Regions from separate parts of the Homo sapiens genome. Here region 2 is linked to region 1. The links are chromatin contacts, found by Hi-C or POLR2A ChIA-PET in ENCODE. All regions are on one chromosome and are shown on one strand. The core of a region is the stretch at or near the end of the contact, and the rest is flanking DNA. Distances in the headings are between cores, read along the strand shown.

What was found. Hi-C counts contacts between places; a loop is a spot of excess contacts on that map. ChIA-PET counts read pairs that join two places held with the same protein, here RNA polymerase II (POLR2A). Pooled maps may share reads with other maps.
Region 2: a loop to region 1 is called in a map of Right ventricle myocardium inferior, with 6 times the contacts of the local background. The contact joins two enhancer-like sites. A Hi-C loop is called at or near these places in 1 of 168 maps with a recorded cell type or tissue (Right ventricle myocardium inferior) and 1 of 50 pooled maps. POLR2A ChIA-PET finds 5 or more read pairs at or near these places in 3 of 52 experiments (RWPE1, activated CD8-positive, alpha-beta memory T cell and activated naive CD4-positive, alpha-beta T cell).

The regions. Positions count from the first base shown.
Region 1 is chr10:71,012,337-71,018,192 of GRCh38, reverse strand. No RefSeq gene overlaps it. Among named protein-coding and RNA genes, the nearest start is that of LINC02622, 76 kb to the right of the region's middle. Within about 2 kb of position 4,017, at least 4 of the 41 ENCODE cell types and tissues checked have a DNase peak (open chromatin) inside an H3K27ac peak, as active enhancers do.
Region 2 is chr10:71,065,278-71,071,799 of GRCh38, reverse strand. No RefSeq gene overlaps it. Among named protein-coding and RNA genes, the nearest start is that of LINC02622, 130 kb to the right of the region's middle. Within about 2 kb of position 2,824, at least 7 of the 41 ENCODE cell types and tissues checked have a DNase peak (open chromatin) inside an H3K27ac peak, as active enhancers do.

The sequences.
Region 1 (5,856 bases), core at 2,768-5,267:
CCATGTATGCTCTGAATCAGCGTCCAATATATGGTACTCTTTCTCCCATAGCCAGGATTCATGGGTCCAGGAATCAAGGAGTGGAAGTGGAAGTGGCACCACTCAGCATCACCCCTAGTTATCCACTAGCAAAATGTTCCCTTCCTCTTCCCATGACATTATGTTCTGCTGGCCTGGAGGTCTTAGTTCCAGAGGGAGGAACATTCCCACCAGGAGACACAACAACGATTCCATTAAACTGGAAGTTAAGGTTGCCACCTGGACAGTTTGGGATCCTCCTACCTTTAAGTCAACAGGCTGAGAAGGGAGTTACAGTGTTGGCTGGGGTGACTGATCCAGACTATCAAGTAGAAATCAGTCTATTACTCCACAACGGAGGTAGGGAAGAGTATGCATGGAATACAGGAGATCCATTAGGGTGTCTCTTAGTATTACCATGCCCTGTGATTAAGGTCGAAAGGAAACTACAACATCCCAATCCAGGCAGGACTACAAAAGACCCAGACTCTTCAGAAATGAAGGTTTGTGTCACTCCACCAGGAAAAAAACCAAGACCTGCTGAGATGCTTGCTAAAGGCAAAGGGAATACAGAATGGGTAGTAGAAGAAGGTAGTCATCAATAACAGCCACAACCAAGTGACCAGTTGCAGAAACGGGGACTGTAATTGTCCTTCTTTTGTTAAAAACATGTTTGTGCATGTATACACTTGTACTAAGAAAATATCTTCATTTTATCACCTTTCTCCTTTATCATGTGACATAGGATTTGTTGACTTAGCATCAGCATTTAGTATCATTCACTTTATGTAATGGTATTTGGGTTGGAGATTGGTGTGTTTCCAGTTGTACAAAGGATAGTTGTATTATGTTAGGCGTAATTAAGACCTCATTATTGTCTTTCTTAGAAGATTATGTATGATCTCAGGAGATACGTATGGGTTCAAATTGACAAACGGTGGACTTGTGATGGTTAATACTGAGTGTCAACTTGATTGGATTGAAGGATACAAAGTATTAATCCTGGGTGTATCTGTGAGGGTGTTGCCAAAGGAGATTAACATTTGAGTCAGTGGGCTGGGAAAGGCAGTCCCACCCTTAATATGGGTGGGCATGACCTAATCAGCTGCCAGAATGGCTACAATAGAAGCAGGCAGAAAAATGTGAAAAGAGAGACTGGCTTAGCCTGCTAGCCTACATCTTTATCCCATGCTGGATGCTTCCTGCCCTCCATCATCGGACTCCAAGTTCTTCAGTTTCGGAACTTGTACTGGCTCTCCTTGCTCCTCGGCCTGCAGATGGCCTATTGTGGGACTTTGTGATTGTGAATATATACACATATATATATATTCACCTAATATATAATATATAATGAATATATATATGCATTATATATAATTATATATATAATGCATATATATATATACACACATTAGTTCTGTCCCTCTAGAGAACCCTGACTAATACAGCCAGGCTCATGTCCTTTTTAGTGATGTATCTGTTCAATTCTTTTATCCATTTCTTAGTTGGTCTGTTTATTTTCTTACTGTGGAGTTTTTAGAGCTTTTTAAATATATTCTGGATATAGATCCTTTGGCAAGTACTATATGTGATTTCTCTCAGTCTGTAGTATGTCTTTGAATTCTTTTAACAGTGCCTCTTTAATTCTGATGCCATCCAAGTTATCAGCTTTTGCTGTTCTAGATGTTTCTTTGGGCATCATCCCTAAGAGCTCTTTGGCTATTCCTAGATCACCTATGTTTTCTCCTATGTTTTATTTTTCTAAACATTTTAGATTAGATCTATGATCTCTTTGGGTTAATTTTTGTATAAGCTATGAGGTTTAGGTTGAAGTTCATTTTTCTCGTGTGGATGTTCAGTTGTTCCAGCACCATTTGTTGAAAAGACTATCCCTTCTCAATGGAATCACCTTTACACCTTTGTTAGAAATCAATTGGCTATATTTATGTGGGTCTATTTTTAAACTCTCTATTCTGTTCCATTACTCTATGTGTCTATATTTTTGCCAATACCATATTGCCTTACTGTAGTTTTTTTTTTTTTTTTTTTTTTTACAAATTCTGATTTCTGGGTCCCACCCCAGCCAAATAGAGTATCTGTAAGTGGGGGTATGGGGATCTGCATTTCCGCAAGCTCCCTGGGGGATTCCTGAAGACCTTAAGAGCTTGCACTCATGATCACAGACCTTTAGAACCATGTTACAGAGATTGGCTGCATCTTCATGCTATATAACTATTTCCTCTCCGGCTGCCTAACCAAGTGGTGGCCCACCTCTGCTGGGATGTCTGATGTAATGGTGAGATCACCACTTCCTCAGGAAATTAGCTGTAATGGTGCTTGCTTCTTCTACACTGAGTTCCATCTTCCTGAAACTTCCAGCTGTAGGTCTGGGTTTCTTTGTCGCCTCCCGAGGCCCCTGACGTGGTGGGCACCATCTGGGGATGCAGTCAGAGCCCCTGTGCGGCTTTACCAGCATACGACCTCCTATTGCCCCCCAAAACCTATGCTGGCTTCCTCTCATTTATAACCCATCCTCTTCTCAAGTGTTGTTCATGCAAATGTCCTTTCCAGAGAGGCTTCAAGGTAGAGTGGGAAGCAACTTAGGAGTCAGATGTCAAATGATAACAACAGTAAGCTTTAAGTGAGAGTTTACTATGTAACAGACATTGTACCAAGTATTTTATAAACATCATCTCCTTTTGTCTGCACAAGGTCTTTATAATGAATTAGGTCATATTCTATGCATACACATGAATGTGTGTGTGTGTGTGTGTATGTGTGCGTGTGCATGTGCGTGTGTATTTCTAACCAAAAGGTAGTACACTTTACATGCTGTTCCGCACCTTGATGTTTTTTTCTCTCAACAATATACCTTTAGATTATTCCATTTCATTACATATAGAGTATTCCAGTGCATGGTTGTACTATAATTTAGAAAATAAACGTCTTTGACGGATATTTAGATTTTTTCCGATATTTCTTTTACTTGGTTCATTTTGGGAATAAATTCTTAAAAGGTGAATCTCAGCATCACTGTAAGTAACTCAAGGAATTGGAGCCACTGGGGTGGGGTTCAGGTGGGAAGGAAAGTCAGACTGTGATTCTTAGAGGAGGAAGGGATGAGAAAGAGGGGGAAGTTGAGAGGATCAAGGAGGACAGATAGTAAAAGAGCTGCTGGAGGGGTCCCATTTCTGGAGGCAGCAGCATGGAGCTGGGGCTGGGCAGAGCTGTGCGCTGCATGCCCCAGGGATGCCTTGGGGCTGTGCAGGTGGGTAGGGTTGAGGAGGGAGTAGAAGGCCCAAGGTCTGCTCCAAACTGCCATGCCCCACCTCTCCCTTTACCTCCCCACCCCCACCATACTTCCCTCCTGCTCTCCTTTCCTCCCCAGCCTGGGAAAATTCTGTCAGAATTAATAAACGCAGCAGATTGCTTGGAGATGGAGGGTGAGGGATGGAGACAGTCTGGGGCTCTGATATTTCCCTCATGTGCAATAATCTGGTGGTGAGATCTGGAATTAAAACCTCTTTCCTGGAGCCTTTATTAACATTAGCTCCTAATGCATAATTACCCGGCAAGCCCAGGGGGCTGATGCTTGTGTCGCCCCATCTATGCCTCTCTCCTTGAACAGGCCACCTGCTCCTTGGGGCCAGGAGAGCAGAGGCCCTGGTGGAGAAGGAAGGGCTGGCTCTTCCAGCACAGGTGGAGCCAGTCTGGTGGCCTGGGTTCCTGAGCTACTAGCCTGCTGGTGACCTTGAGCATTTCACTGTCCCTCCATAACCTCAGAGGGACTGTGGGGTCCAGGTATAGGTGGGGGTTCAGACGGAGCAGCCAGTATCAGACACAGCTTGGCTGCCTGTTCCTTTCAGCCCTCCTGGCTATTGAAGCGGTCACCATGGTAGTGGTGGGGTTATAACCAGCACAAGTGGGTGGCTGTGAGTTCTGACTGGCCCATCTCCAGGGCAGCCATCATCGTATCCTCCTGACTGTGACTACTAGAAACCTCTCAGGCCTGAGTAGGGCTGGGGAACAGCTAGAACTTGTTTTCTTCTCTGAAGGCAGGAGGCTTGTTGCTGCACGGCAGGGCCTCAGCTCTGCAGTGGTTGTTCCCACGTGGACTTGGTGGGCTTTGGCAAATGCTTGTCTTCTCTGTCCTTGGTTTCTCTAGCCCGACAATAAGGGTGTCGCCCAGGGCTCCTCCTCTGCTCCTCATATTCAGAGTCTGTGGAGGTGTCAGGAGTCCCAGAGTTGGCAAAAACACAGTCTGAGCAGATGAAAACCAAGGATAGGGTGTTCTGAGAGCCCCACTCTCCTGGGTCCCCATGTTAATTACCAGCAGATGTACTGGCTGCAGTCCTGGCTCCCAGCTGGATTAAGCAGGCAGTTTGCACACAACAGGAGGAAGTACCTCATTGTTTCTCCCATCAAGCTCTGCCTGCCATAGGGCCTTTGCACATGCTGTTCCTCCTGTCTATAATATTCTTTCCACCCTCTTATTTCCTACTCTTCCTTCAGAACTCAGGCCAATCATCATTTCTTACAGGAAGCCTTCCCTGACTTCCCCACTGAGGTCAGATTCGTGGCGCCCCATAAGTCTCCTTCATGGTGATTCTGAGTTGCTGAAATCAGGGCATGAAAAAAGTGGCTGTATTTTTGTGTCACTGAACTTAAGTTCTACTATAAGTGCCCATTCTGCCAGGAGGCAGGAATGTAATCGAAAGCCATTCAGGGTCCTCCTGCTTTCCCTGGCATTTCGTGTGCTGAGCCTCCCACGCCTCAGTGTTGGCTGCTCCCTGGCATCCTTGAACCGGCTCTTCTAGCACAGGTGCACATCCTTGTTCCTGTCCCATCTCTGCACCCACAGCCCCTACTGCATCATTACCAGCCTGACCTGAGTCCCCTGCTACGACCCATGCTGCTCCCATTTCTTCTGCTCCCATGTGATGCTGGGCACAGGGAAACTTGGGGGACCCCACCAGGTAGGGTGAACAGGGGAGGGGCGGATGCAGATTCTCTCTGTCCTGAAAGTCCCCAAGTGGGTGGGGGTGGGGGAGGAAGGGAAACAGTGACAGGCGTACCTCCTTGGGGGCCTACCAATCCTCAGTGCTTTTTCTGGTCCTTTCACTCTCCTCTCCCCCTCCCTGCCAGGCGCTGAGGCTCTTCCTGGAGTCTGGGGAGAGGGAGAGGTGCCATCTAGCAAAGGTCTGCAGCAACACCTGCAAACATGCTGCTTCTGCCCTGCACTGCTCAAGAACAAACTCTGTTCTGCTGCAGCATCCTGGTGGTAAGAAGAGGGGGCAGGGAGAGAACAAGATATACCAGAGAGGGCAGACTGTGGTGGGCACATGAGGAGGCAGGGTCATTCCGTGGTTACAGTAAGGTGATATTCTGGAGCCAGATGGCCTGGGTTCAAGCCCAGCTCTGCTGCCTGCCTGCTGTGCAAACTTGGGCAAGTTACTTTATCTCTCTGGTCCTCGGTTTCCTGTGGGACACTGACAATGTCCACCTGAGTCAGGATGAACCAAGGTAATGTGCACAAAGTGACTGGCACATAGGAAACATTCAGGAGATAATTGCTGTTCCCTTAAAAACAGCACTTTCCTTCTCCCCACGCCACCCCCATCCCCAGTAAAGCTTATCATTGCTTGGTGAGTTTGTGATTAGAGTCAGTCTCCCCCACCACACTGTGCACTCCAGGAGGGTGGAGCCAAGGCTGCATTGTGGACTGCTTGCTGGTCTGGGGTAACATTGTGTAGGCCCAGTGCTGGCACACTCTGTATGCTGCGGTTCCGGTTTGCATCCCTGATAGCCCTGCACACACCTGACCATGGCCTTGCCCAC
Region 2 (6,522 bases), core at 1,575-4,074, 55 kb before region 1:
ACCCATCACCTCTCAATGGAAAGAGCCTCCGCCTTTTGGTAACGGGCACTGCCATCCACCCTACTGCTTAGCCCAAACCTGGTGGATATCCTCAGTTCCTCTCTCCCCACCTCCACCACATCCCATCCATCAGAAGGCTGTGGCTCAATTTCTGAGGTATAGCTCCAAACCATCCTCTCCTCTCCATTGTCACTGCCTTCACCCCCGTCCAGGCCGCTGCCATTTCTCCTCATGACTGTAGGAATAACCCCCCTCAATACACCTGAGTCAGGGCACGTCACTCCCATCCTTAGCACCCTCCAGTGACTTCCCATGGCACCTAGAATAACAGGCCAACTCCTCCCTGGAGCCTACGTGGCTCTCCTGGATCTGACCCAGCTGCTTCTACAAACAGCCCCTCTTTCCCAGCTCATGCACGGGGTCCCAGACACAGAGGCCTTCCTTCTCACTGTCTCCTGAGCATGCCTGGTCCCTTCCTGCCTATGGGCTTCCTTTGCTGAGAGGCTTCTGCCCCGGTTCTTCAGGCCTGCCCTGTCCCCCAGGCTAGAGGGGCTTTTCCCTGCCGCTTGAGGACGTAACCCTGCTCTCACATGCACAGACATACGTTCCGTGAGAACAGAGGGTTTGTCCTTCTTGTTTCCAATGGCTTCTCCAGCACACAGTAGACACTCAATATAAGCTGAGTAAATGAATAACCCCATTGTACAGGTGAAAAAAACTGAGTCCCAAGCAAAGACTGCCATTTGGTGATGGTTACACAGCTGGGGGCAGCCAAGCTGGCCCAGCTCCCCCACGTGGCCTGCTCTATCTCCATCTAGTCCAAGGGGCTGGTGGCAGTGGCCAGGGCCTGCTTGCTCAGCAAGCTGAGAGGGAGGGCTGGGGACAGGAGACCTGAGAGCCCCTTTGCTATGCCCACAGACCCTCCCTTCTAGTGCCTGTCTGCCTGTGATGGATGCTCAGCTCTGGGATTTTTTCCCCTTCATTCCTCCTCTTTTTTTCCCCACTGGGTCTTTTTAGGCAGTATTTACAGCCGAAGTGGACAATCTGTCTTTTTTATTTTTAGGCTTTGTGGCTCAGACACCAGGCCCTGGACAGAAAGTGCTGCCTAGAAATAGGTGGCTGGTGCCTGAGCAGGGTTCTGCCGGGGCTGGCAGTGAGCAGGGGTGGTGGGCTGAGGTCGGGGTGTTGATGTGCACATCCCTGCCATGGGCTGGGGTGTGAGGAGAGCCACGTCTGCTCTGTGACCTTGGGCAAGTCCCTGGCCCTCTCTGTGCCTCACCTTCCGGCCCAGACACAATGGAGGTTAGGACTAAATGAGCTCCCCAATCTCCGAGGTTTCCAGCGGCGGGGGCCATAGGGCTGGCCCGGAGGGAGGGGTGTTCCTGGCGTCACGGCGCTGAGATAACGGGAAGGATGCGCCGCCTGGAGAGCCACCTGGACAGCCGTCCCGCTGATGAGTGATGGTCCTTCACACCTTTCCTGTCCTCCTCTGCTTCTTCCTGTGGCCTTCGCTTTCTCATTGTCCCAAAGTTAGATGTGGCTCATCCTTCCTCCTCCGACTGCCCCCACCCAGTTTCCCTATTCTCTTAGGGCTCAGGGGACCTGGCCGTCACCCGCAGGGGCTGACAAACAGGAGGTGGCAGGCCCAGGGCCCAGCTCCAACAGGCCCAGCTGTTTCCTGGGGTGCCCTGGCCTCTGCCTGGCCGGCCTGACCCCTGCCTCTGCAGGCTGCGCTGGCGGCCATCTCCTCAGGGGCTTCCTCCATATGTCTATCCACTCATTTACTTACCTACTCATTTACAAAATTCCTCGGGAGCCAGGTGCTGAGGCTGTGGCAGTGAACAGATGAGCAGCTTTCCTTCTCATTGGAGGAAACAGACCACAACACCACAACCAAATAGAGAAGTTTCAGATAAAGATAAGTGCTATGAAGACACAAGAAAAGGCTTATAGCATTGAGGTGGGCAGCAGGGTGGCTGCTTCTGAGAAGATGGTGAGGGACAGCATGGGTGAGCTGAGGCCTACGTGATGGGAGGGAGGGCGGGTTAGGACATGGGACACTGTGACTGACAGGGAGGGCTGTGTGCCCCTCCTGGAGGACTGGGCTTCTGGGGGTGAGGAGCCTCACTGTGTTGAGGACAGACTGGGGGAACCCTGGGGATTCAGGAACTCGGCCCACACCATTCTCCCCTCTGTAGGGCTGAGGAAGCTTCTGGGAGCTTTAGGAGAAATCTGAGCTGGAGTCCAAGACTTCACGGGACTGACGTTTCTGAGCCAATTGGCTCCTCTGGGTAAATAAATGCAGACCTGCAATGGTGGCTTTTCCTTCTTGGCCCTTTGGGAGTTGATTTTGGAATCCCAAAGGGCTGAGCTACAAGGCGGCTCCTAGAGAAGAGCCCAGTTCTTGTAGACAGGGCTGGACATGACCGAGGTCACACAGCCAGCCAGCAGCAGGGCAGGCACTGTCCAGGGGTCCCTGCCCCCACGTAGAGTGCTTCCCACTGGCTCCCTGCCTTCTGCAGACAAAGGTTTAGGGAGTGCAAAGGGAGGTGTTGTGGGGAATACAGCTCAGCAGGCAGCCTTTCTGGAGGGCAGCAGGGACACCAGGAGTCACTGAAGCCTGAGTGGTGGGAAAGAGGCCAGGAGACAGGATGGGGCATCATCCCAACAACCCCAGGCCTGCTCTGTCCTGGAGAGCCCGCATCCCTGACTCCCAACTACAGGGATTAGTCGGGACTTATTTCGCAGGCAATTCCCCAGGCCTCTGGCAGGGATTGGCAGCTGACTCATTAGGCAGGAGGAAATGGCCTGTCCTGGAAGCTGTGGGCACCGAAAGTATTGCTGGGAGCCCAGCTGGGAGGATCCTGGCACTGCGGCCCCTGGGTCTCCGGTCTGAAGGGTGGAGGCCTGACCTGGCAGCCTGAAAGCTGCTCTTGCCCAGTTATCTGGGATGCTCAGAGAAGGAGGTATTTTCGCTCATGGCAAGGCCTCTTCCCTATGCAACACAACTAAACAGAATCTTTATTTTGCATTATTTTGGCCCACGAGAAGCCATCGCTCCAAAAGGTGTTTATCCCACTTTCTTTTTTAATCCTGTGTGTATGTGTGTGCGCGTGTGCATGCACCCGTGAGCATGGTTGGATACTTAGACCCCTAGGATAAGAAGGGACCCACAGGTCCCATTCTGTCTCCCCTCTACTGCCACACCCAGTTCAGAAATCCCCTCCACATCATCTCTGACCTGTGTTCCCTCAGGCCTCGCTCACCTGCCTCCCATGACAAGAAGCGTGTCCCCTCCAAAGGCAGCCTGTCACCTACTGAGAGGCCCTGGCTCTTAGAAGGAACTTCCCTGTGCCTTCCTTCCTCCCTTCACCTGAGGGCCCCAAGTCAGTGCAGGCTTGCTGGCAAGGAGGAAGGGTCTGAGCGAAGCCCCTGCCTCTCCCAGGAACCCATCCTGGGTCACCCCGGCCCACCAAACTGTCTCCCTCCTCTGACTTTCCCACTGATAGCAACTGTCTCCCCTTAAGAACGTTTCTGTTTCTCACCAGGTCTCCTGTCACATGGGTCCTGTTTCCCCAGCCAGACAAGGAGCCTCACGAGGACAGAGGCCTGCCTTCTTCCTCACACCCTCGGCCCTGAGTGAGAAGAGAAAGAGAGAGAGAGAGTGCTTAGAACAGTGCCTGGCCCGTGATAAGCGGGTGCCAGCTATTATAATAAGAAATACTGTTGTTACTCTTCTTATTTCCATCATCATAATCTCCATCCCCATCTACCATGGCCCCCCTATGGTACAAGTGAGTGCACTCCATGGGGACCTCACAATCCTGCCCCTCATTCAGCCAGGCGGGCAACAACAGGGGCAGAGCTACGGGGCCCTCCCCACCTACCAGGTCCTGTTCTAAACATCAATCCTTGCACCCGATAATGCTTCCCTTTTACAGATGAGTAGACTGAGGCACAGAGCGTTCAGATCACTTGCCCGAGGTGGCATAGCTGCAATGGCAGAGCCGGCAGGCTGTAGCTAGAGTCCATGCTTCTAATCACATCTCTCCCTGCCACCACAAGTACTCAGAGCTGCAGCCACACCTCCTGAAGGTAAGAGAATGCATGTTATGTGGCATTGTAGCACAAGACACACAGTGAGTGTCTGCGGCCTGCATCTTCATTCCTGGGGCCCCTGAACATCCTTGGCTTTCCCTGAGGAAGGTGGGAGCGGGCCGGTCCAGGCAGCTCTCATGTCTGCTGGATCCTCCGGCCTCCTTTGTGCAGTGGGTCCTGGCTGCAGCTCTGAGCGCCCCAGCTTTCAGTTGGCTCCTTTCCAAGTTCTTTTATTAATTCCCTCACTCTCCAGCAAGAGAACTTTAATTAGCCCGGCCGATTTATCTATATAAATACAAACGGCAAGCACTCCACGGTGGGGTGGGGAAGTAAAAGGGGAGCTGGCAGCGGGTTGCCTGGGGCAGGGGAAGTGACGACCGCGCCTCCCCAGCAACCAAAAATATGACTTTAATATCACCCACACGTGTGTGGGTGTGTGCGCTTTCTGGGCTGGCTGATGGCGCTGGTAGAGCAGTGTCTGCAGGTCGGGTGCAGGCTGTCACCGTGTGATGGGGAACATGTTTCCAGAGCTGGACTGTTTCTGCTTTCCCAGGAAGGTCTTAATCTCCTCACCTAGGAGCGACATTGACACATTCCCACTCATCGAACTCCCCTCCCTCTCACACCTCCCCCAGGGAGGCAGGGGACACATGACAAAGTCACCCTGTTCCAAAGGCTCCCTTTGGACTTCCAGGACTTTTACCAGGATTGGGGCAGGAGGATGAGCCCAATGACAGCTCAATTCCAGTCCAGGCTCAGGAGACTCAGTGTTGGAGAACCGGCCCTAAGTGTTGGATGCACCTCTGTCTTGCTTACACGTGGTCTCCCGAGGGCCAAACCTTTCTCTGAGCACTTGCAGTGGTGGAGAGAGATGTGGTTATAAGCACGGACTCTAGCTACGGCCTGCCGGCTCTGCCACTATAGCCGCCCACCTCAGGCAAGTGATTTCACCACTTTGTGCCTCAGTCTACTCATCTGTGAAATGGAAGTATTCTCAGGGGCGAGGACCGATGCTTAGAACAGGACCTGGCAGGTGGGGAGGGCCCCATAGCTCCACCCCTATTGTTGCCCGCCTGGCTGAATGAGGGGCAGGATGGGAGCTCACCATGGGGCGCACTGATTTATGCCACTGGGGAGACCATGGCAGATGGGGGTGGAGGTTATGATGATGGAAATAAGAAGAGTAACAACAGTATTTCTTATTATAATAGCTGGCACCCGCTTATCACGGGCCAGGCACTGTTCTAAGCACTCTCTCTCTCTCTTTCTCTTCTCACTCAGGGCCGAGGGTGTGAGGAAGAAGGCAGGCCTCTGTCCTCGTGAGGCTCCTTGTCTGGCTGGGGAAACAGGACCCATGTGACAGGAGACCTGGTGAGAAACAGAAACGTTCTTAAGGGGAGACAGTTGCTATCAGTGGGAAAGTCAGAGGAGGGAGACAGTTTGGCGGGCCGGGGTGACCCAGGATGGGTTCCTGGGAGAGGCAGGGGCTTCGCTCAGACCCTTCCTCCTTGCCAGCAAGCCTGCACTGACTTGGGGCCCTCAGGTGAAGGGAGGAAGGAAGGCACAGGGAAGTTCCTTCTAAGAGCCAGGGCCTCTCAGTAGGTGACAGGCTGCCTTTGGAGGGGACACGCTTCTTGTCATGGGAGGCAGGTGAGCGAGGCCTGAGGGAACACAGGTCAGAGATGATGTGGAGGGGATTTCTGAACTGGGTGTGGCAGTAGAGGGGAGATAGGATGTGACCCCCCCGGGGTCTCTTCTCATTCTAGGAGTCTAAGTATCCAACCATGCTCACAGGTGCATGTACACAGGCAGGCACACACACACACACACACACACACACACACGCACACACACACACTGGCTGCTACTGCCCAGTCATCCAGGAAGCTTGGAGAAGGAGGCTTCTTTGTGCCTGGCCAGCCCCTCTCTGTGCACCACTACCACACAGGGACTTGACACTGTGTACCCTCATTCTGCCAACCAAGCAGTAGTAACAGAGCACAGAGATGTGGGGCCCTCTGTTAATCCTCACAACCTAGAACGCTCCCATTTTACAGTTGTCAACTGAGTAAAATAAGGCACGGAGTGGTGAAATAACTCACCCAAAGTTACACAGCTCTAAGTGGTAGAGCCAGGATTCCAACCCAGCTAATCTGCAATTGGAGTCTGTGCTCCTAACCGCCTCGCACACACCGCCACCATGAAAATGTTCATCCGCCCAGACAAGGTTTCTATGGTCTTGCTGTCGACCAAACCTGGCCTTCATTGTCAGGGTCACTGGCAAGTGTTGGGGTGGGATGGAGAAAGGGCAGTAAGGAGGCTGCAACTGGGCAGTGGAGAGGTGAAAAGGAAACCCAGTTTCACTTTGTGGGTGTTGCCTCCACGAAAGGAACGAGCCCTGGGGTCAAATCCTGGCTCCTCCAT